2 separate regions of the Homo sapiens genome follow, and region 2 is linked to region 1. Evidence: chromatin loops called from intact Hi-C (ENCODE). Cell type or tissue: endothelial cell of umbilical vein. All regions are shown on one strand. Each heading gives the region's core, and the rest is flanking DNA. Links, peaks and the distances in the headings are about the cores only.

Region 1 (10,386 bases), core at 1,497-9,496:
GTGAAACCCCGTCTCTACTAAAAATAGAAGAAATAGCTGGGCATGGTGGCGGGTGCCTGTAATTCCAGCTGCTCAGGAGGCTGAGGCAGGAGAATCACTTGGACCTGGGAGATAGAGGTTGCAGTGAGCTGAGATTGCACTACTGCATTCCAGCCTGGGTGACAGAGACTCTGTCTCAAAAAAAAAAAAAAAAAAGTTAGATGATGATCAGAGCTGCCAGGCATGGCAGGCAGGCATTGCTGGAGGGGGTGAGGTCTGCGTGTGCGCCTCACTCTGCGGCCTTGTGCCACCAGCAGCTCTCTGGACTCGGGGGTCTGCTGCACCTTGGCTTGCTTTGGCTGTTTTCTTCTAATAAGTGAATAAGTGGATGGACCGTCCCTAACCTACGATCACGGGAGGCAACATAGATACGGCTGTTTCCAAGTGTGAAGGAAGGTTTTCTGAGTTGGCCCCTGAGCAAAAATATCAACCCCCGAGAAACCCATTCCCCAACCCCCAGAAGCAGGGAAGGACGCCGTGGCCATCTGCCCAGCCATGTACCTGGCCTGCGCCACGTCCCTCCTTCTCCTCTTCTCCGGCATGGGCTTCGTTGCTGTGCTTGGGAGGTCAATCTAACCCCACGGAAAGAGTGAAGAGGAGGGAGGAGCAGAGTCTCTTGTTGCAGATACGGCTGCTCACCAAGGCTGTGGGGAGCAGACGTGACCCCTGCGTTTCTGGGGCTGTGACTGCACTAGTGCAAAGGAGGAGAGATCGGGTCTGAGGGAGGAGGCTTGGCCACATGGCTAAGAACCTGAGGCCCGTGTGTGTCCGACCGCAGAGGCAGATGCTCCGCCTTGGGGTTAGGAGCTGGGAACAGGCCGTTCTCCCTACAGTCACTGCTCACATGGACCACAGCGATCTCTCCTGCCATCGGCCCCCTCAGCTGCTGACTCATGCTCCCCAGGGTTGGCAGAGGCGCCGGTCCAACTAGCTGAGTCATCAGAGGATGAATTGCAGAATTCTTATTCAGGCTGTCACCGGCAGCCGAGGGCCCTCTCCCCCGCCAAGCCATTCAAAGCATTCCCTCCCCGCTTGTCATTGTGTCTCTCCATCTCCGTCTTGGGGGCCTTGAACAGGATGCCAGCAGGGTGCATGGTGTGTCTCTGAGCACCCCCCTTAGGTCAAAATTCCAGACCTCTCCTAATAGGGACCAGGGCCTGGTTTATTAGCACGGGGCAGCATCTCAGATCTTTTTTTTTTTTTTTTTTGAGATGGAGTTTCACTGTTGTTACCCAGGCTGGAGTGCAAAGGTGCCATCTTGGCTCACTGCAACCTCTGCCTCCCGGGTTCAAGCAATTCTCCTACCTCAGCCTCCCAAGTAGCTGGGATTAAAGGCATGCGACACCACACCTGGCTAATTTTGTATTTTTAGTAGAGACGGGGTTTCACCATGTTGGTCAGGCTGGTCTTCAACTCCCAATCTCAGGTGATCTGCCCACCTTGGCCTCCCAAAGTGCCGGGATTACAGGCGTGAGCCACTGTACCCGGCTTAGCATCTCAGATCTTATTTCATCCACTCACTCATCTTATAAATGAGGAAACAGAGATACAGATAGGCTCAAGTGACTCGGCCAGGATTTGAGCTGCTTGAGAAGGCAGAGAACTGGGCATTGGGTGCTAGGAAGGGCAGCTTTGGAGTCAGACAGTTCTCAGTCTAAATTGAAATCGACTTATTCTGAGCAAGCCTCGCCAAGCCTCGGTTGGTTTTCTCATATGTAACAGAATGTGAAGGCTTCTGGGAGTCAATGGATGGGGAGCAGGCGAAGGCAAGATCTCAGCCACTGCTATCGGTTCTCCTGTATTTGATGGGGAGGCCAGAGGCTGAGATCATTCCTCTTCCTCTTTGGGAAAACTTGGAGGGGAGAGGAAGGAAGCTTTTTTGGGGGCTCTTGGATACCAGGTTAGGGGAGTGGGTTTGGCCAGTAGGTAGATGTTCCTAGAACCCGCCCCCCCTGCAGGGAGGACCCCAAATGCCACAGGCTGGAAAGTACCCACAGATGCAGCTGGATGCGGCGGCTCACGCCTGTAATCCCAGTGCTTTGGGAGGCCGAGGCGGACAGATCGCTTGAGCCCAGGAGTTTGAGAGCAGCCTGACCAACATGGCAAAATGCCATCTCTACAAAAATTAGCCAGGTATGGTCGTGAGTGCCTGTAATCTCAGCTACTTGAGGGACTGAGACAGGAGAATCATTTGAGCCCTGGAGGTTGAGGCTGCAGTGAGCCGAGATCGCACCACTGCCCTCCAGCCTGGGCGACAAAGTGAGACCCTGTCTCAAAAAACAAAATAAAAAATAAAAAAAGGGGGCTAGGTACGGTGGCTCACGCCTGTAATCCCAGCACTTTGGGAGGACAAGGCAGGCAGATCACAAGGTCAGGAGCTGGAGACCAGCTTGGCTAATATGGTGAAATCTTGTCTCTACTAAAAATACAAAAATTAGCAGGGGATGGTGGTGGGTGCCTGTAATCTCAGCTACTCGGGAGGCTGAGGCAGGAGAATCACTTGAACCCGGGAGGTGGAGGTTGCAGTGAACCGAGATTACGCCACTGCACTCCAGCCTGGATGACAGAGAGAGACTCCGTCTCAAAAAAATAAATAGAAAAAATAGAAAAGGGAAGGTACCCACAGGTGCTTGTTTGGCTTCCACAAACCCCAAAACAAAGCCCCACGTGGTGGGCACAGCCACCATGACCTGGGTCCCTCATGTACTTCCTGCATATCACACCTGCGTGTGCCCAGGTGGAGCCCTGCATGCGCCAGCATGGGCCAGATCACCTACTGGTTCCCACCCAGAAGGTGCATGCTTCTGCAATGTCCCCAAGGAATCTGTGTGGCCACCCTGGGAGCTACCTACCATTGGGTGGCTTTGATGACCTGATTTCCTTCACTATCTGGGCCTGGTTGTTAAAGGTTCCCTGTATCCAGCCGGGTGCAGTGGCTCACGCCTGTAATCCCAGCACTTTGGGAGGCTGAGGCGGGTGGATCACTTGAGGTCAGGAGTTCTAGACCAGCCTGGTCAACATGGTGAAACCCCGTCTCTACCAAAAGTACAAAAATTAGCCAGGCGTGTTGGCTTGTGCCTATAATCCCAGCTACTCAAGAGGCTGAGGCAGGAGAATTGCTTGAACCTGGGAGGTGGAGGTTGTAGTGAGCCAAGATCGTGCCACTGCACTCCAGCCTGGACGACAAGAGCGAAACTCCGTCTCAAAAAAAAAAAAAAAGGTTCCCCGTATCCATAAACCCTTCTGAGAAAAGGTTCCAATTTTTCAAAAGAACTTTATTAAGAAACAGAGGAAAGATACAAAATTCCCATCTGAGAAAGGTTCCCATTTTTCAAAAGAACTTTATTAAGAAACACAGAAAAGATACAAAATCCATAACCAAAGGAACTGAAGAGTTTACAGCACACTGGGTTTAGCCCATGGCAATGTAGAGAAATGGGCTGGGCTGGCGCTCAGTCACTAGGCACCGACGTCCTGATTCCTCGTCTTTGACCCAGTGTCCCTTGGTTGCTAAGTCAACCAGTTCTAACTTTCTCTGGAGACAAGTCAGGCTGCCCTCCCAAACCTCCTTCCTAATGTCTTTATACACAGGCCCTCTTCCATCTGGTCCCTAAGATTTCTCACCCAGCACCTCAGGTGAGATCTAGTCTGATGTTGCTGTACTTTGTATACTGCTCCAATCACAGGAGTCTGCAGTTTCTAGAAAATCTATTTTTGCTCCTGTCCTGATCCATTTCATAAACTGCATTCACAATCCAGTTGGGTAGTCTAATTTTGCTACCTTTGGTCAAGTTACCTACTTTCCCAAGTCTGCATCTGAACTTGGTCTTTCTCCTGCTAACAACGTATTCCTAGGTACTCTCTCTGGCAGTTCTCTGCCCCAGTTCATCCAAGACCTTCTCCCCAATACAGAAGTCCGCACCCCTTTCCAATCTCCCACTTAATTTATGGGATAGCCCTAGTTCTCTGCTTACCTTTCAAGGAGAGACAATCAGAGACCTTGATCTTGGCACTCGCCTGTTCAACCCTGCCCAGCTCAGGTCAGCAACCTCATCGGTTTCCTTGCAAAACTTTTGACTTCTGCCTTGGACTTTCGCCCCTTAGAATTTTATTTCTGCAGATTTAGAATATGGCATTGCTTTATAGATACCGTAATAATAAGGCTAAAATAGAAGGAGAGCTACTCCCTTTCCAAATGATATTTTCTCTAAACTCTCAAAAGATTGGGCCACTCTTGCCATTTTTCACTTTTTCTAAATGTCTACTCTTATGGGTCCTTAACTAATACGGTCTGATTCTTAGCTGGCTTTTAAGAATGGCATTACATTTCAGCAAGCTGGCCATTGGTCCCTTCTATTCCTGAAGTCACTGTTGTGACTTCAGATAAGGCTTCTTCAAGTAACTGCTGGAAAGCAAAACAAAATGGTCTCCTCTGAAGGAGAAGCTGATTTGCAGAAAGCTCTACTCGGGTGTTCCAGAGCTTTCACTCACAACACATGTACCTAACATCCTCATACACGCTTATGCTGATGGAGGGGTATCAGGTGGGTACAAGTCAGTTGAAACTTTTCCTAACCAACACCTTGTATTTGAGCTTTATGGTGTCCGAAATACTTCTCTACATTTCTCATCCAGTCCTCACAGCAGCTCTGTGAAGTGGGCATGTGGATGTCATTATCCCAATGTTACTGATGTACAAACTGAGGCTCAGAGAGGTTAAGGCACTAGACCAAGATCACACAGCTGTTTAGTGCAGAGCCAACACTCAACCCAGGTCTCTGCTCCCTCATTCTCTTCCCATTTCTTGACACCAAGAATACGAAAGAGGTTTTCTACTTCCCTCTTCCCTACCCAAACAGGATTTTCTTTTCACTGGTCCATCCACGCACAACCTAGTCAGTTCCGAACAGGAAAAGGAACAATTTATCAAGTTAATTGTCACAATCCCAGGTGTGGTGCAGTGGGCTGGGGTAAAACATTTTGCTGTATCTTTCATGATGTTCCTGATTTCTCTCTTTTTTTTTTTTCTTTTTGAGACAGGGTCTCACTCTGTTGCCCAGGCTGGAGTGCAGTGGTACGATCTCAGCTCGCTGCAACCCCTGCCTCCCGGGCTCAAGCGATTCTCCCACCTCAGCCTCCTGAGTAGCTGGGATTACAGGCATGTGCCACCACGCCTGGCTAATTTTTGTATTTTTAGTAGAGATGGGGGTTTCACCATGTTGGCTAGGCTGGTCTCGAACTCCTGACCTCAGGTCATCCACCCGCCTCAGCCTCCCTAAGTGCTGTGATTACAAGCGTGTTCCTGGTCTCTTTGTATCTGCGATATAACTGGGAACTCTGCCTTAGTCCTGAGCAGGGCTTTCTATCAGGTCCCCAGGCCACTCAGTTACGGTGTTGGAGATTTTACCTCCAAATTATGCTCAATGCAACACTTCCCATCCATGCTTCTCATTTTCCAGTGTCCTTTGCTGCTCTCGCCCCCCTCACCTCTTTACGAAGAAAACTTAATATTTCCCTCCATCTTACAATGCCCTGTGGATTCTTACAGCTTCCCGAGAAGCCACTTGGCATCCCCATCTCTAGGGCGCCTGTGGGACTATCTTCTTGCAGCCAGGTGACGTTTCATTTCTGAAGGTTTCTATTGTTTTGCCCCCTGGGTGGGCCACGTGGCTAGAATCATTTCACCAGCCAGGACCACTGCCCATGGCTCCCATGCAACTCCGGAGAGCTGCTGTTTCCACCCCAAGGTGTGCGATCCCCTACAGTACACGGTTCCCAGTTACCCCCTCCACATGCACAGAAGCGGGACACCCCGATCTCATCTCTCCCTCTTTTATCCCCCCCTTAGGAAACCAGGTTTTGCTCTGTCACTCAGGCTGGAGTGCAGTGGCACAATCAGAGCTCACTGCAGCCTTGAACTCCTGGGCTCGAGCAATCTTCTGCCTCAGCCTCCCGAGCAGCTGGGACTACGGGTGCATGCCACCACCTCTGGCTAATTTAAAAATTTTTTTGTAGAGATGGGGTCTTGCTATGTTGCCCAGCCTAGTCTTGAACTCCTGGCCTCAAGACATCCTCCCGCCTTGGCCACGCAAAGTGCTGAGATAACAGGAGTGACCACTGCACCTGGCTCAGTCTCATTTTTTTTTTTTTTTTTTGACGCGGAGCCCAGCCTTGGGAGGCAGATGCGAACCGTGTCCACAGTGCCCCCTACTGGAGATTCCCCACAAGCCGAGGTTTTGGAGGTGGGAAAGCTTTGGAGAGTCATACCAGTCTCATCCTTGTCTAGATAGTAATTCACTTCACAGACATTCACTGAGCACCTACTATGAGGTATCACAGTGCTGGCTCTGCAGACAGAGCTGCAATGAAGACAGACACCGTTCCCTGCCCCCCTCCCCCCGCCCCCATGTAGCTGATCCCTATTCTAGTTGGTCCTGTAGAAACTCCACTTGGTTTCCAGTTGGTCTGAGTTATTTGGTGAACTCAACAAAACTTCCCCCGCCTTCCAGACACTCCACGATAATTCGATCACCTGGCAGGGGGGACCCCGACCTTTGCAAACCTTCCCAGAGCGGTTCCTTGGACTGCCACCCTGCCCCAATGGCCCTGCCTCCTGGCTGAGCCCCGGCCGGGTGGGATCCTCCTCCCTGGCTCCTGCCTCTTCTTTCATAGGACAATCTCATTCGTTCTGACACCTTCATTCTCAAACCCAGTAGTTATTGAGTATTACTTATAAAGGTGTATTTCCTTGAAGCAAATAATCAAGCATGTATGTTATGTAATGGATAATAAAAACTGAAGTAGAAATGTACACGTATGAATAATAGCACAAAATAATGAAAAACAAACAAAAAACAAAACAAAAAAAACCCCAATCTCCCAAATTAATGACTATTTACAAATTCCGAACCTATTTCTACTCAGTAATTATTTAGACAGATGTTTTCCTTGTTACTATCACTATTTGATCATAATTCCTGATTCTCCGTTTTTGAGGATTATGACTGTATCACGTAACTATTTCTTCTCAATAGTTTTCATAGTTGTCATACACAAAGAAAGGCTCATTCCCCTAATAAACCACAATCTAGTTAGCTGTCACCCTGCAGCCGAACAGTTTCCAGTTCTTGCCTGTAATATACAGAGCAGCCTCAAATGTCTGTATGCAAATATTTTTTCTCTTACATTATTTTCCCAGAATGTATTCCCCAAAGTGAGACAACTGATTCTTATAATCATTTTTGTCATTCTTGCAAAGTCTAGCCAAATTATTCTCCAGGATCATTTTTATAGTGCCAGGAGTCTATTTCTCCGCAAGATTTCTCACCCATTTATTTAACATTTATTTTTGACCACTGCAAGTGGATTTAATTATTTATTTATTATTTTTTTGAGACAGAGTCTCACTGTGACACCCAGGCTGGAGTGCAATGGGGTGAACTCGGCTCGCTGCACCCTCTGCCTCCCAGGTTCAAGCGAGTCTCCTGCCTCAGACTCCCCAGTAGCTGGGATTACAGGCATGCGCCACCACACCCGGGTAATTTTTGTATTTTTAGTAGAGATGGGGTTTCACCGTAGTGGCCAGGCTGGTCTCAAACTCCTGACCTCAGGTGATCCACCCACCTCAGCCTCCCAAAGTGCTGGGATTACAGGTGTGAGCCACCGCGTCCAGCCTTTCTTTTTTTTTTTTTTAATTATTATTATTTTTTATTTTACTAGTCCTTGCCTGCATACATTTCCTCCAGGGTACAGAGCTTATGTGGTTCTTTGACCAAATACTGTTCTAGTCATTGCATGTATTAGAGACCAAGGCTTTCCTCGTCAAATCAATTCTGCATGGTTTTCCCATCTTCTTGGTTTTCTTTTTTTTTTTTTTTTTTTAATTTTTTATTGATCATTCTTGGGTGTTTCTCGCAGAGGGGGATTTGGCAGGGTCATAGGACAATAGTGGAGGGAAGGTCAGCAGATAAACAAGTGAACAAAGGTCTCTGGTTTTCCTAGGCAGACGACCCTGCGGCCTTCCGCAGTGTTTGTGTCCCTGGGTACTTGAGATTAGGGAGTGGTGATGACTCTTAAGGAGCATGCTGCCTTCAAGCATCTGTTTAACAAAGCACATCTTGCACCGCCCTTAATCCATTTAACCCTGAGTGGACACAGCACATATTTCAGAGAGCACGGGGTTGGGGGTAAGGTCTTAGATTAACAGCATCCCAAGGCAGAAGAATTTTTCTTAGTACAGAACAAAATGAAGTCTCCCATGTCTACTTCTTTCTACACAGACACGGCAACAATCTGATTTCTCTATCTTTTCCCCACCTTTCCCCCTTTTCTATTCCACAAAACCGCCATCGTCATCATGGCCCGTTCTCAATGAGCTGTTGGGTACACCTCCCAGACGGGGTGGTGGCCGGGCAGAGGGGCTCCTCACCTCCCAGACGGGGCGGCCGGGCAGAGGCGACCCCCCACCTCCCGGACGGGACAGCGGCCGGGCGGAGGCGCCCCCCACCTCGCTCCCGGGCGGGGCGGCTGGCCGGGCGGGGACTGATCCCCCACCTCCCTCCCGGAAGGCGCGGCTGGCCGGGCGGGGGCTGACCCCCCACCTCCCTCCCGGACGGCGCGGCTGGCCGGGAGGGGGCTGACCCCCCACCTCCCTCCCGGACGGGGCGGCTGCCGGGCGGAGGGGCTCCTCACTTCTCAGACGGGGCGGCTGCCAGGCGGAGGGGCTCCTCACTTCTCAGACGGGGCGGCTGGGCAGAGACGCTCCTCACCTCCCAGACTGGGTCGCGGCCGGGCAGAGGCGCTCCTCACATCCCAGACGGGGCGGCGGGGCTGAGGTGCTCCCCACATCTCAGATGATGGGCAGCCGGGCAGAGACACTCCTCACTTCCTAGATGGGATGGCGGCCAGGAAGAGGCGCTCCTCACTTCCCAGACTGGGCAGCCGGGCAGAGGGGCTCCTCACATCCCAGACAATGGGCGGCCAGGCAGAGACACTCCGCACTTCCCAGAGGGGGTGGCGGCCGGGCAGAGGCTGTAATCTCGGCACTTTGGGAGGCCAAGGCGGGCGGCTGGGAGGTGGAGGTTGTAGCTAGCCGAGATCACGACACTGCACTCCAGCCTGGGCAACATTGAGCACCGAGTGAACGAGACTCCGTCTGCAATCCCGGCACCTCCGGAGGCCGAGGCTGGCGGATCACTCGCGGTTAGGAGCTGGAGACCAGCCCGGCCAACACAGTGAAACCCCGTCTCCACCAAAAAAATACGAAAACCAGTCAGGCGTGGCGGCGCGCGCCTGCAATCGCAGGCACTCGGCAGGCTGAGGCAGGAGAATCAGGCAGGGAGGTTGCAGTGAGCCGAGATGGCAGCAGTACAGTCCAGCTTCGGCTCGGCATCAGAGGGAGACCGTGACCATGGAAAGAGAGGCAGAGGGAGACCGTGGGGAGAGGGAGAGGGAGAGGGACCTTGGTTTTCTTTCTTTTCTTTTTCTTTTTTTTTGAGATGGAGTTTCATTCTTGTTACCCAGGCTGGAGTGCAATGGTGCGATCTGAGCTCACTGCAACTTCCACCTCCTGGGTTCAAATGATTCTCCTGCCTCAGCCTCCCAAGTAGCTGGGATTACAGACGCCCGCTCCCACGCCTAGCTAATTTTTGTATTTTTAGTAGAGATGGGGTTTCTCCATGTTGGCCAGGCTGGTCTCGAACTCCTGACCTTGAGTGATCCACCCACCCCAGCCTCCCAGAGTGCTGGGATTACAGGCTTGAGTCACCGTGCCTGGCGCTTGGTTTTCTTATAATCTTCATTATTCTTTGCTGTGCCTACCTTTGTAATTTGTAGATAATGGAATGTGTCCACCCGGACTTTGATGATGTCCTGCATTGTTTCAATAAACAAGAAATGGTTTTCCCAGAAAGGGATTTTCTTTTCCCTCTACCTATGCCCTGCACATTCCATCTGGACTTGTCCAAAATCCCTCTGGTTCCCACGAATGCCCCACTGTCCACAGTCCCCACATTAAGACCCCCTTCTGCCATCTCTCAACAGCCCCTGGCTAAAAACATTCTCCAAGCCTACTTGCCCCCTCAATTCTACCACTGCCACCACTTATGAAAAGGTCCGGTGGTCACAGCCCACCTCCGACGGGTTCCTCCCTTCTGGTTTGACACCTCTATCCGTCGCAGCCCCATTGCACCTTCTAGGTTTTCTTGGCACCTCCAAGTTCCACTTGGCCTGCAGGGTTTAGCTGTTTCCCCAGCAATAGTGGCCCACAGAGGACAACCTTCCTTCACCCCCTAGTTCAGCCGAGTGAAGGCCAACATATCTCAAAAGGAATTTTGCTGGAAAATGAAG
Region 2 (10,386 bases), core at 1,631-9,630, 97 kb before region 1:
CACTGCCCAGACTTGCAGTGAGCATTTGGGTAGGTTCCCCGCCTTGGAGATGGGGGTAGGGGGCTTGGAACTAAAGGCTGGGTGAGGGGCGGGGGTGCCGTGGAGGCAGATGGGAACTACTTTCCACCTCCTCCTGCCCACAGGACTCTGTCCGGTGAGCCGCCAGAGCCTGGACTTCATCCTGTCCCAGCCCCAGCTCGGGCAGGCCGTGGTCATCATGGTGGGGGGTGCGCACGAGGCCCTGTATTCAGTCCCCGGGGAGCACTGCCTTACGCTCCAGAAGCGCAAAGGCTTCGTGCGCCTGGCGCTGAGGCACGGGTGAGTGCGCGTGCAGGCCCTACCTGTCAGTTCTCTGCTGGTTTATGCCCTCTCTCAGTCCCCAGACATCTAGGTCCCTGCATGGGGGATCCGGGTGCCCAGAGACCAGCGCCCTGCCCTGCACCGAGGCCCACGTGGGCTCTCCAGGGCATGACTCGGTACCAAACATGGGGCCCGCTTACCCTAAGCTCCCTCCCACATCCGTGGAGACAGGACCATAATGCAAATAGCAGGGCCCTCGGTCTCAGAAGCCCTGGCTTCCCTCTCTGACCCCAACTCAAAGGCAAGACCTTGCACTTGTTTCTTTTTTTGTTATTGTTGTTGAGACAGAGTCTCGCTCTGTCGCCCAGGCTGGAGTGCAAAGGCGTGGTCTCGGCTCACTGCAACCTCCGCCTCCCGAGTAGTTGGGACTACAGGCGCCCACCACCACTCCGGGCTAATTTTTGTATTTTTAGTAGAGACGGGGTTTCACCATTTTGGCCAGGCTGGTCTCGAATTCCTGGCCTCAAGTGATCCGCCCACCTTGGCCTTCCAAAGTGCTGGGATTATAGGCGTGAGCCACCGTGCCCGGCCGGACTTGTTTCTTTACTTGCGAAGAGGGCTGATACCTACCTTGCCACGATGTTGTTATTGCAAAGACCGAATGAGAAAATGACTATGAGAAGGCCCACTACACAACTGTGTCTCAAGAAATGTGAGTCCCGGCTGGGCGTGGTGGTTCACACTTGCAATCCCAGTGCTTTGGGAGGCCAAGGCAGGAAGATCACTTGAAGCCAGGAGTTCAAGACCAGCCTGGGCAACATAGGGAGACATCATCTCTACAAAAATAAAATAAAATAAATTAGCCAAGTGTGGTAGTGCACGCCCGAAGTTTCAGCTATTCGGGAGGCTGAGGTGGGAGGATGGCTTGAGCGGAGAAGGTTGAGGCTGCAGTGAGCTATGATTGCACCACTGCCCTCCAGCCTGGGCAAGAGAGCAAGGCCTTGTCTCTTTTAAAATTTTTTAAATTATTTATTTTTTAAAATTTTCTAATTTTTAATTTTTGGAGATGGAGTCTTGCTCTGTCACCCAGGCTGGAGTGCAGTGGTGTGATCTCGGCTCGCTGCAACCTCCACCTCCCGAGTTCAAGCCTCTGAAGTACCTGGGACTACAGGTGCACGTCACCACGTCTGGCTAATTTTTGTATTTTTAGTAGAGATGGGGTTTCACCATATTGGTCAGGGTGGTCTCGAACTCCTGACCTCAGGTGATCCACCCACCTCAGCCTTCCAAGGTATTGGGATTACAGGCATGAGCCACCGCACCCAGCCTATTTATTTTTTGAGACAAAGTCTCACTCTGTCACCCAGACTGAAGTGCAGTGGTGTGATCTTAGCTCACTGCAACCTCTGCCTCCCAGGTTCAAGCGATTCTTGTGCCTCAGCCTCTGTAGTAGCTGGAATTACAGGTACCCACTTCCACACCTGGCTAATTTTTATGTTTTTGCAGAGACGGGGGTTTCACCATGTTGGCCAGGCTGGTCTCCAACTCCTGACCTCAAATGATCCTCCCACCGTGGCCTCCCAAAATGCTGGGATTACAGGTGTGGTTACAAGACCCTCTCTCTAAAACAAAGAAAAAGAAAGAGAAAGAAATGCGAGTCCTGTCTTCTAGATCTTTCTTTGTAGCCATAGTCATGTGCTTTGAATGACCCTGGGAGGTAGCATCTGGACGTAGTGGGAAGGACTTGTAGCCCCTGGGGGTGCCCATCTCGGAGCAGTCCAGCAGCCTGAGCCCCCTCTTCTCTCTTGCTCCTTCCCAGGGCGTCCCTGGTGCCCGTGTACTCCTTTGGGGAGAATGACATCTTTAGACTTAAGGCTTTTGCCACAGGCTCCTGGCAGCATTGGTGCCAGCTCACCTTCAAGAAGCTCATGGGCTTCTCTCCTTGCATCTTCTGGGGTCGCGGTCTCTTCTCAGCCACCTCCTGGGGCCTGCTGCCCTTTGCTGTGCCCATCACCACTGTGGGTGAGTGCCCACCTCCGGGGGGACGGCCACCAGCAGCTGCGTGGGCATCAGGGATCCCTCGCCCACCTGTCTCCCTCTCCCTGCAGTGGGCCGCCCCATCCCCGTCCCCCAGCGCCTCCACCCCACCGAGGAGGAAGTCAATCACTATCACGCCCTCTACATGACGGCCCTGGAGCAGCTCTTCGAGGAGCACAAGGAAAGCTGTGGGGTCCCCGCTTCCACCTGCCTCACCTTCATCTAGGCCTGGCCGCGGCCTTTCGCTGAGCCCCTGAGCCCAAGGCACTGAGACCTCCACCCACTGTGGACTCCATGCCTCCAATAAAAGGTAGTTCTGGGCCCAGCGCAGTGCCTCATGCCTGTAATCCCAGCACTTTGGGAGGCCAAGGTGGGAGGATCGTTTGAGCCCAGGAGTTGAAGACCAGCCTGGGCAACACAGTGAGACTTCATTTCTACAAAAATTAAAAAATAATGTTGTTAATTAGCCGGGCATGGTGGCATGTGCCTGTAATCCCAGCTATTTGGGAGGCTGAGGCAGGAGACTTGCTTAAACCCAGGAGGCGGAGGTTGCAGTGAGCTGAGATCACACCACAGTACTCCAGCCTGGGCAACACAGCGAGACTCAATCTCAAAAAAAAAAAAAAAAAAAAAAAAAAGACTGTTAAAGCTGTAGTAGGCTGGGCGTGGTGGCTCATGCCCATAATCCCAACACTTTGGGAAGCCGAGGCAGGTGGATCAACTGAGGTCAGGAGTTCAAGACCAGCCTGGCCAAAATGGCAAAACCCCCTCTCTACTAAAACTACAAAAATTAGCCGGGCATGGTGGCTCATGCCTATAATCCCAGCTACTCCGGAGGCTGAGGCAGGAGAATCGCTTGAACCCAGGAGGCAGAGGTTGCAGTGAGCCGAGATCACACCACTGCACTCCAGTCTGGGCAACAGAGCGAGATTCCATCTCAAAAAAAAAAAAATGTTGTTAAAGCTATAATCGTTCTGGAAGTGAACATGGCCAGGCATGACCTGCCCCCATCCTGATGTGCTACAAAGCTGCTGCCTTAGATTGGGTATCAGGACCCTGAACTGTCCTCCCAGTGAGAGTTCAGTCTGTGGCATGACCTTGGACAAGCCTCTTCCTTTTGCCTGTTTACTTCTTTGTCTGTAAATAAAGGCATCTGCTTAGCAAAGAGCTGTTGGGCATTGGGATGGAGTTAGGAGGGAGGATGCGTGGAGAGGCAGGCTTTGAAGAGTGAGCAGGATTTAGATGGAGGTGAAGTTAGGGTAGATGGCGGAATTCCAAGAGCTAAAGGTAAGAGCAGTCAAGGGCACTTAACAGGACGGGGAAATGGTACCATCCCCAGTGAAGGAAAAATAGAGTTAAGAACACAGCTGAGGCTGGGCGCGGTGGCTCACGCCTGTAATCCCAGCACTTTGGGAGGCTGAGGCGGGCGGATCACGAGGTCAGGAGATCGAGACCATCCTGGCTAACAAGGTGAAACCCCGTCTCTACTAAAAATACAAAAACTTAACCAGGCATGGTGGCGGGCGCCTGTAGTCCCAGCTACTGAGAGGTTGAGGCAGGAGAATGGCGTGAACCCGTGAGGCGGAGCTTGCAGTGAACCGAGATTGTGCCACTGCACTCCAACATGGGAGACAGAGCCAGACTCCGTCTCAAAAAAAAAAAAAAAAAAAAAAGCTTATGTCCTATGGCCGGCTGCTGTGGCTCACACCTATAATCCCAGCACTTTGGGAGGCTGAGGCAGGTGGATCACGAGGTCAAGAGATCAAGACCATCATGGCCAACATGGTGAAACCCCGTCTCTACTAAAAATACAAAAATTAGCTGGGCGTGGTGGTGCTCTCCTGTAGACCCAGCTACTCAGGAGGCTGAGGCAGGAGAATTGCTTGAACACGGGAGGCGGAGGTTGTGTTGAGCCAAGATCGCACCATTGCACTCCAGCCTGGGCAACAAGAGTGAAACTCCGGCTAAAAAGAAAAAAAAATGAAAAAAATGAAAAAAAAAATTCTAGAAATTAGCCAGGTGTGGTGGCTTATGATTGTCATCCCAGCTACTTGGGAGGTAGAGGTGGGAGACTCTCTTAAGCCTAGGAGGTCAAGGGTGCAGTGAGCCGAGATCGTGCCACGGCACTCCAGCCTGGGTAACGAAGCGAGACCCGTCTCAAACAGACAAACAAAAAGAGCCCTGGGGTGGTCACAGCATCCTCTGACTTTGGTCAATCCTATTTGCTGGCTGGCTTTGTGTATCCAGGACTTCATCAAGAATAACTCATTGAAATGTAATTGGAATGCCCTATATTTGCTTCTACCGTCCTATAAAATTTATTTGTGGGAAGAATTTTCCCTTTATTGCATGAAAATATGGGCAGTCCCATGACTTCCCTGGGTCATTCTCAGATAATAAGTTCTACATTCATTTTAAGTTGGAGCATAGAAATGTTTCGTTCAGGCCAGGCATGGTGGCTCATGCCTGTAAGCCCAGCACTTTAGGAGGCCGAGGCAGGAGGATCACCTAAGACCAGGAGTTCAAGACCAGCCTGGCCAACATAGTGAACCCCGTCTCTACCAAAAATACAAAAATTAGCTGGGCGTAGTGGCAGGTGTCTGTAATCCCAACTACTCCAGAGATTGAGGCAGGAGAATCGCTTGAACCCGGAGGCGGAGGTTGCAGTGAGCCGAGATTGCACCGCTGCACTCCAGCCTGGGCGACAGAGTAAGACTGTGTCAAAAAATAAAAACAAATAAAAATAAAAATAAATCAGCTCTGGGTTTGAGCAACCTCGGCCTGGATACCCTTGGAGTTCAGGCAGGCCTCGACGTGGCCACTTGTCCTTCCCCCTTTCCTGCCGTGGGAGCATCCAACCAGTCACAATCCGGCCAATAGATTTCTCCAGTGGGCACATTTTCCAGACACTGGGGATGGGCGGGGTATGGTAGTATGCATCTGTCATCCCAGAGTTTGAGAAGCCAAGGTGGGAGGATCGCTTGAGGCCAGGAGTTACAGGCTGAGCCAAGATTGCACCACAGCACCAGCCTGGGCAACAGAGCAAAACCCGTCTTTTATTTTATTTTATTTTATTTATTTATTTATGTTTTTTGAGATGGAGTCTCGCTCTGTCGCCCAGGCTGGAGTGCAGTGGCGCGATCTCCGCTGACTGCAAGCTCCGCCTCCCGGGTTCACGCCATTCTCCTGGCTCAGCCTCCCGAGTAGCTGGGACTACAGGCGTCTGCCACCACTCCTGGCTAATTTTTTGTATTTTTTTTTTAGTAGAGATGGGGTTTCACCGTGTTTGCCAGGATGGTCTCGATCTCCTGACCTCGTGATCCGCTCGCCTCGGCCTCCCAAAGTGCTGGGGTTACAGGCGTGAGCCACCAAGCCCGGCCCAAAATCCGTCTTTTGAAAAAGAGGAAGAAGGAACAGCATTCGCAGCTTTATGAGCTCAGCCTGCCGCTTTTCTTTCGGCGCCATTCTCTCCTGCCATCCTCCATGTGGCCACCAGAGGGCGGTCTCTACACAGAAGGCAAATCTGTCCCTCTCTTGCTTGAAGTCCTCGGGGGCTAGCCAGCCTCTGCCTACAGGCTGGGTCCAAGGTGCAGCCCCACCCAGGGCAGACGACCCAGAACTGCTTGTTCTTGCAAACCAGGCTGTGTTTCAGCCCTGGGCTTTACTCAGGCTGTCCCTTCCCACCTGAGGGACCCAGCACCTCTTATCTGGAAGGGGAGTTTCAAGACTCAGTTTAGGTTCCATTTCCAAGACACCTTCCCCAACCTGCCAACCTGCCAGGCTGGTCCAGGGCCCTCCTCGCCATCCCCATAGCTCTGCTTAAAGATCTATCACGACCTTCTCCAGCCTGGCCAACATGGTGAAAACCCATCTTTACTAAAAATACAAAAATTAGCTGGGCATGGTGACAGGTGCCCCTGATCCCAGCTACTTGGGAGGCTGGGGTCCGAGAACCACTTGAACCCGGGAGGCGAAGGTTGCAGTGAGCAGAGATTGCGCCACTGCACTCCAGCCTGGATGACAGAGTGAGACTCCATCTCAAAAAAAAAAAAAATCTGTCACGACCTTCTGTGTTTTTTTGTTTGTTTTGTTATTTTGTTTTTTTGACACAGGATCTAGCTTTGTCACCCAGGCTGGAGCGCAGTGGTTCTACCATGTTGCCCAGGCTGGTCTTGAACTCCTGGGCTGGAGTGATCATCCCACCTCGGCCTCCCAAAGCGCTGGGATTACAAGAGTGAGCTACCGTGCCCAGCCAACAAGAGTGAAGAGGCTGACCAACATGGCAAAACCCTGTCTCTACTAAAAATACAGAATTAGCCGGGCGTGGTGGTGCATGCCTGTAATCCGAGCTACTCAGGAGGCCGAGGCAGGAGAATCGCTTGAACCCGAGAGGCAGAAGTTGCAGTGAGCCGAGATTGTGCCATTGCACTCCAGCCTGGACAACAAGAGCGAAACTCCGTCTCAAAAATATATATATATAGCTCTCAAAGTTTTGGAATCTGGGACGTCCGAGATCAAAGCACCAGCCGAAATGTCGTCTGGAGAGGGTTCACTTCATCACGTGTGTCATCTTCTTGCCCTAACCTCACACGGAGAAGAGAGGAGGGTCTCTCTCAGGTCTCTTTTTTAATGGCACTGTGCTATTATCTATATATCCATTTATAGATCCTATATATAGGTCCGAGGTTCTTGGCTCATAACTCCCAAAGCCCTTGTTATTTCCTAAGTAACTAAAACAATCGGCCCTTCTCTTGTTAGAGTAGTTGGCCTATGTCCTCAATTCCCGAAGCAACTTCGGAACAGCTTCAGAGCGATAAAAGTGAAAGACAGTCTTTTGTTAGAACGTGGGGGCACTTTTGGCCTCAGAAGCAGGCTTCAGAAAACACAATCTGTCTGTCTCTGACCTCCTCCTGGCCTCCTCTCTCCTGCTCCTTTTTCTCACCTAGGCAGGCCATAGAAACTAAAAATATACGGAATCTTCTTCCCTCGCCGTTCTGTCTGAAGCTGGTTATTAAGAGATGCTCTGACCTACCTTGTCTGCTTGTGGGTCATGAGACCCTCATTTCAGAAAGGGTCCTGCCCCATCCCCTGGAGGAAGGAACACTACACAGAGAGAGGCCGAGGAGAATCTGAACAGACAGGCCTGGCTGGGCTTCCCCACTCGGTGTGTTAGTATTAGGTGGTACCCTTTTTGTCCAATCACATTTTTTTTTTTTTTTGAGACAGAGTTTTGCTCTTGTTGCCTAGGCTGGAGTGCAATGGCACGATCTCGGCTCACCACAACCTCTGCCTCCCAGGTTCAAGCAATTCTCCTGCCTCAGCCTCCTGAGTAGCTGGGATTACAGGCATGCACCACCACACCTGGCTAATTTTGTATTTTTAGTAGAGACAGGGTTTCTCCATGTTGGTCAGGCTGGTCTCGAACTCCCGACCTCTAGTGATCCGCCCACCTTGGCCTCCCAAAGTGCTGGGATTACAGGCGTGAGCCACCACGCCCCAGCTTCCAATCACACTTCTACACTGGTGTCAATCATGCCTATCCAAGGAAGCCCCTGTAAAAGACCTGAGGACTGGGTTTGGAGAGCTTCTGGATAGGTGAGAATGTGGAGGTTCTTGGAGGGTGGTGCACTCTGGGAGGACATGGAGTTCCAAACCCCACTCCCCATGCCTCACCCTAGGCATGTCTTCATCTGTATAGTTTTGTTTTCTTTTTTCTGAGACAGGGTCTCACTCTGTCACCCGGGCTGAAATGCAGCCTCCACCTCCCAGGTTCAAGCAATCCTCCTGCCTCAGCCTCCCAAGTAGCTGGGATTACAGGCATGTGCCACCATGCCTGGTTAATTTTTGTATTTTTAATAGAGATGGGGTTTGGCCATGTTGGCCAGGCTGGTCTTGAACTCCTGGCCTCAAGTGATCTTCCTGCCTTGGTCTCCCAAAGGGCTGGGATTACAGGCATGAGCCCAGCCCTGTTTTTGTTTGTTTGTTTTTGTTTTTGAGACAGGCTGTCACTCTGTCTCTCAGGCTGGAGTGCAGTGGCACCATCACAGCTCACTGCAACCTCCGCCTCCCCGGCCTAAGTGATCCTCCTGCTTCAACCTGTCAAGTAGACTGGACTATAGGCGTGCACCACCATGCCTGGCTAATTTTTTGTATTATTTTTTGTACAGACAGGGTTTCACCATGTTGCACAAGCTGGTCTCGAACTCCTGAGCTCAAGTAATCCTTCCTCCTTGGCCTCCCAAAGTGCTAGGATTACAGACTTGAGCCACTGCCTCTGGCCGATCCGTATCCTTTGTTTTTGTTTGTTTGTTTGTTCATTTTATTTATTTATTTTTAGAGATGGAGTCTTGCTATGTTGCCCAGGCTGGTCTCAAACTCCTAGCCTCAAGCAGTCCTCCCACCTCAGCCTCCCAAAGTGCTGAGATTACAGGCATGAGTCACCACACCTGGCCCATCTGTAACCTTTGTAATATCCTTTATAATAAACAGGTGAATATAAGTGAGTGATTCTCTGAGTTCTGTGAGTCGTGCTAGCAAATTAATTGAACCCAACAGGGGGTCATGGGACCCCCAGTATATAGCCGGTCAGTCAGACGTGCAGGTAGAATAACCTGAGGCTTGTGAGTGGCATTGGTAGTGGGGGACAGTCTTGTGGGACTGAGCCTCCACGTGGGATCTATCACTACCTCCAGGTAGTGTCCAGATTGAACTGGGTTGAAAGACACCGGCTGCAGAATTGATTGCTTACTTGGTGTGTGGGGAAAAAACCCCCACACATTTGGCCACAAGATTCTTTTTTTTTCTTTCCCTTCCTTCCTTTTTCCTTCCTTCCCTTCTTCCCCTCCCCTTCCTCTCTTTCTCTCTTTTCTTTTTTCCTTTCTTTCTGTCTTTTCACTGAATCTCGCTCTGTTACCCAGGTTGGAGTGCAATGGTGGGATCTCGGCTCACTGCAACCTCCTCCTGCCGAGTCCAAGCAATTCTCCTGTCTCAATTTCCCGAGTACCTGGGATTATAGGTGTATGCCACCACGCCCGGCTAATTTTTTTTTTTTTTTGAGATGGAGTCTCACTCTGTTGCCCAGGCTGGAGTGCAATGGCCCAAACTTGGCTCACCGCAACCTCCGCCTCCCGGGTGCAAGCGATTCTCCGGCCTCAGCCTTCCGAGTAGCTGAGACTACAGGCGCACACCACCACACCCAGCTAATTTTTGTATTTTTAGTAGAGATGGGGTTTCACCATGTTGGCCAGGATAATCTTGAACTCCTGATCTCGTGATCCACCCGCCTTGGCCTCCCAAAATGCTGGGATTACAGGCGTAAGCCACCGCGCCCAGCCGGGCTAATTTTTGTAATTTCAGTAGAGATGGGTTTTCACCATGTTGGCCAGGCTGGTCTCGAACTCCTGATCTCAAGCAATCTGCCTGCCTCAGCCTCCCAAAGTGCTGGGATTACAGGTGTGAGCCACCGTGCCCAGCCTTAATTTTCTTTTAATCTGTAGATTTCCTCTCCGTCTCTCTCTGTCTCTTCTTCCAACTTATTTGTGGAAGAAATGAGATTGTTCTGTAAATTTTCACTGCAACCTCCGCCTCCCAGGTTCAAGCTATTCTCCTGCCTCAGCCTCCCAAGTAGCTGGGATTACAGGTGTGCCCCACCACGCCTAGCTAATTTTTGTATTTTTAGTAGAGATGGAGTTTCACCATGTTGGCCAGGCTAGTCTCGAGTGATCCACCCGCCTCAGCCTCCCAAAGTGCTGGGATTACAGACATGAGCCACCACACCTGGCTAAAACTATATATATTTATCATATACAAAGTGATACTTTGAAATATGTATTCTCTCTGGTTTTGTGTATGTTAAATATTCTCCAGATAAAAAAGTGTTGGGCTTTTTTTTTTTTTTTTTTTTTTTTTTTTAGATAGGATCTCGCTCTGTCACCCAGGCTGCAGTGTGCAGTGGCACGATCAGGGCTCACTGCAGCCTTGACTTGTTGGGCTCAAGCAATCCTCCCACATCATCCTCCTGAGTAGCTGGGACTGCAGGTGTGCACCACC

What was found. A loop is a pair of places that touch in the nucleus more often than their neighbours do. Peaks named below come from ENCODE experiments on the same cell type or tissue, not always from the same donor. Only the 100,000 strongest peaks of a DNase experiment are listed, where the experiment ranks them.
Region 2: it touches region 1 in a loop (9-fold over the local background); 6 of 110 quality-filtered maps call a loop at or near these places.

Annotation. Positions count from the first base shown.
Region 1 is chr7:101,090,875-101,101,260 of GRCh38, reverse strand. TRIM56 (tripartite motif containing 56) reads right to left here. Exons shown (of 3, transcript NM_030961.3): 3 at 3,294-10,386. Among named protein-coding and RNA genes, the nearest start is that of TRIM56, 11 kb to the right of the region's middle. RefSeq lists cis regulatory regions at 924-934, 969-979 and enhancers at 857-1,001, 902-1,046, 799-1,093, 454-1,161, 1,162-1,869. In endothelial cell of umbilical vein, for the core only: a CTCF peak has its summit at 6,247 (motif pointing left); a DNase peak (open chromatin) is centred at 6,240; H3K27ac peaks cover 1,707 bases.
Region 2 is chr7:101,188,123-101,198,508 of GRCh38, reverse strand. It overlaps MOGAT3 (monoacylglycerol O-acyltransferase 3), which reads left to right. Exons shown (of 7, transcript NM_178176.4): 5 at 144-318; 6 at 2,120-2,322; 7 at 2,409-3,502. The coding sequence ends at 2,563. Among named protein-coding and RNA genes, the nearest start is that of MOGAT3, 7.7 kb to the left of the region's middle. RefSeq lists an enhancer at 2,338-2,838. In endothelial cell of umbilical vein, for the core only: a CTCF peak has its summit at 5,839 (motif pointing right); a DNase peak (open chromatin) is centred at 5,848.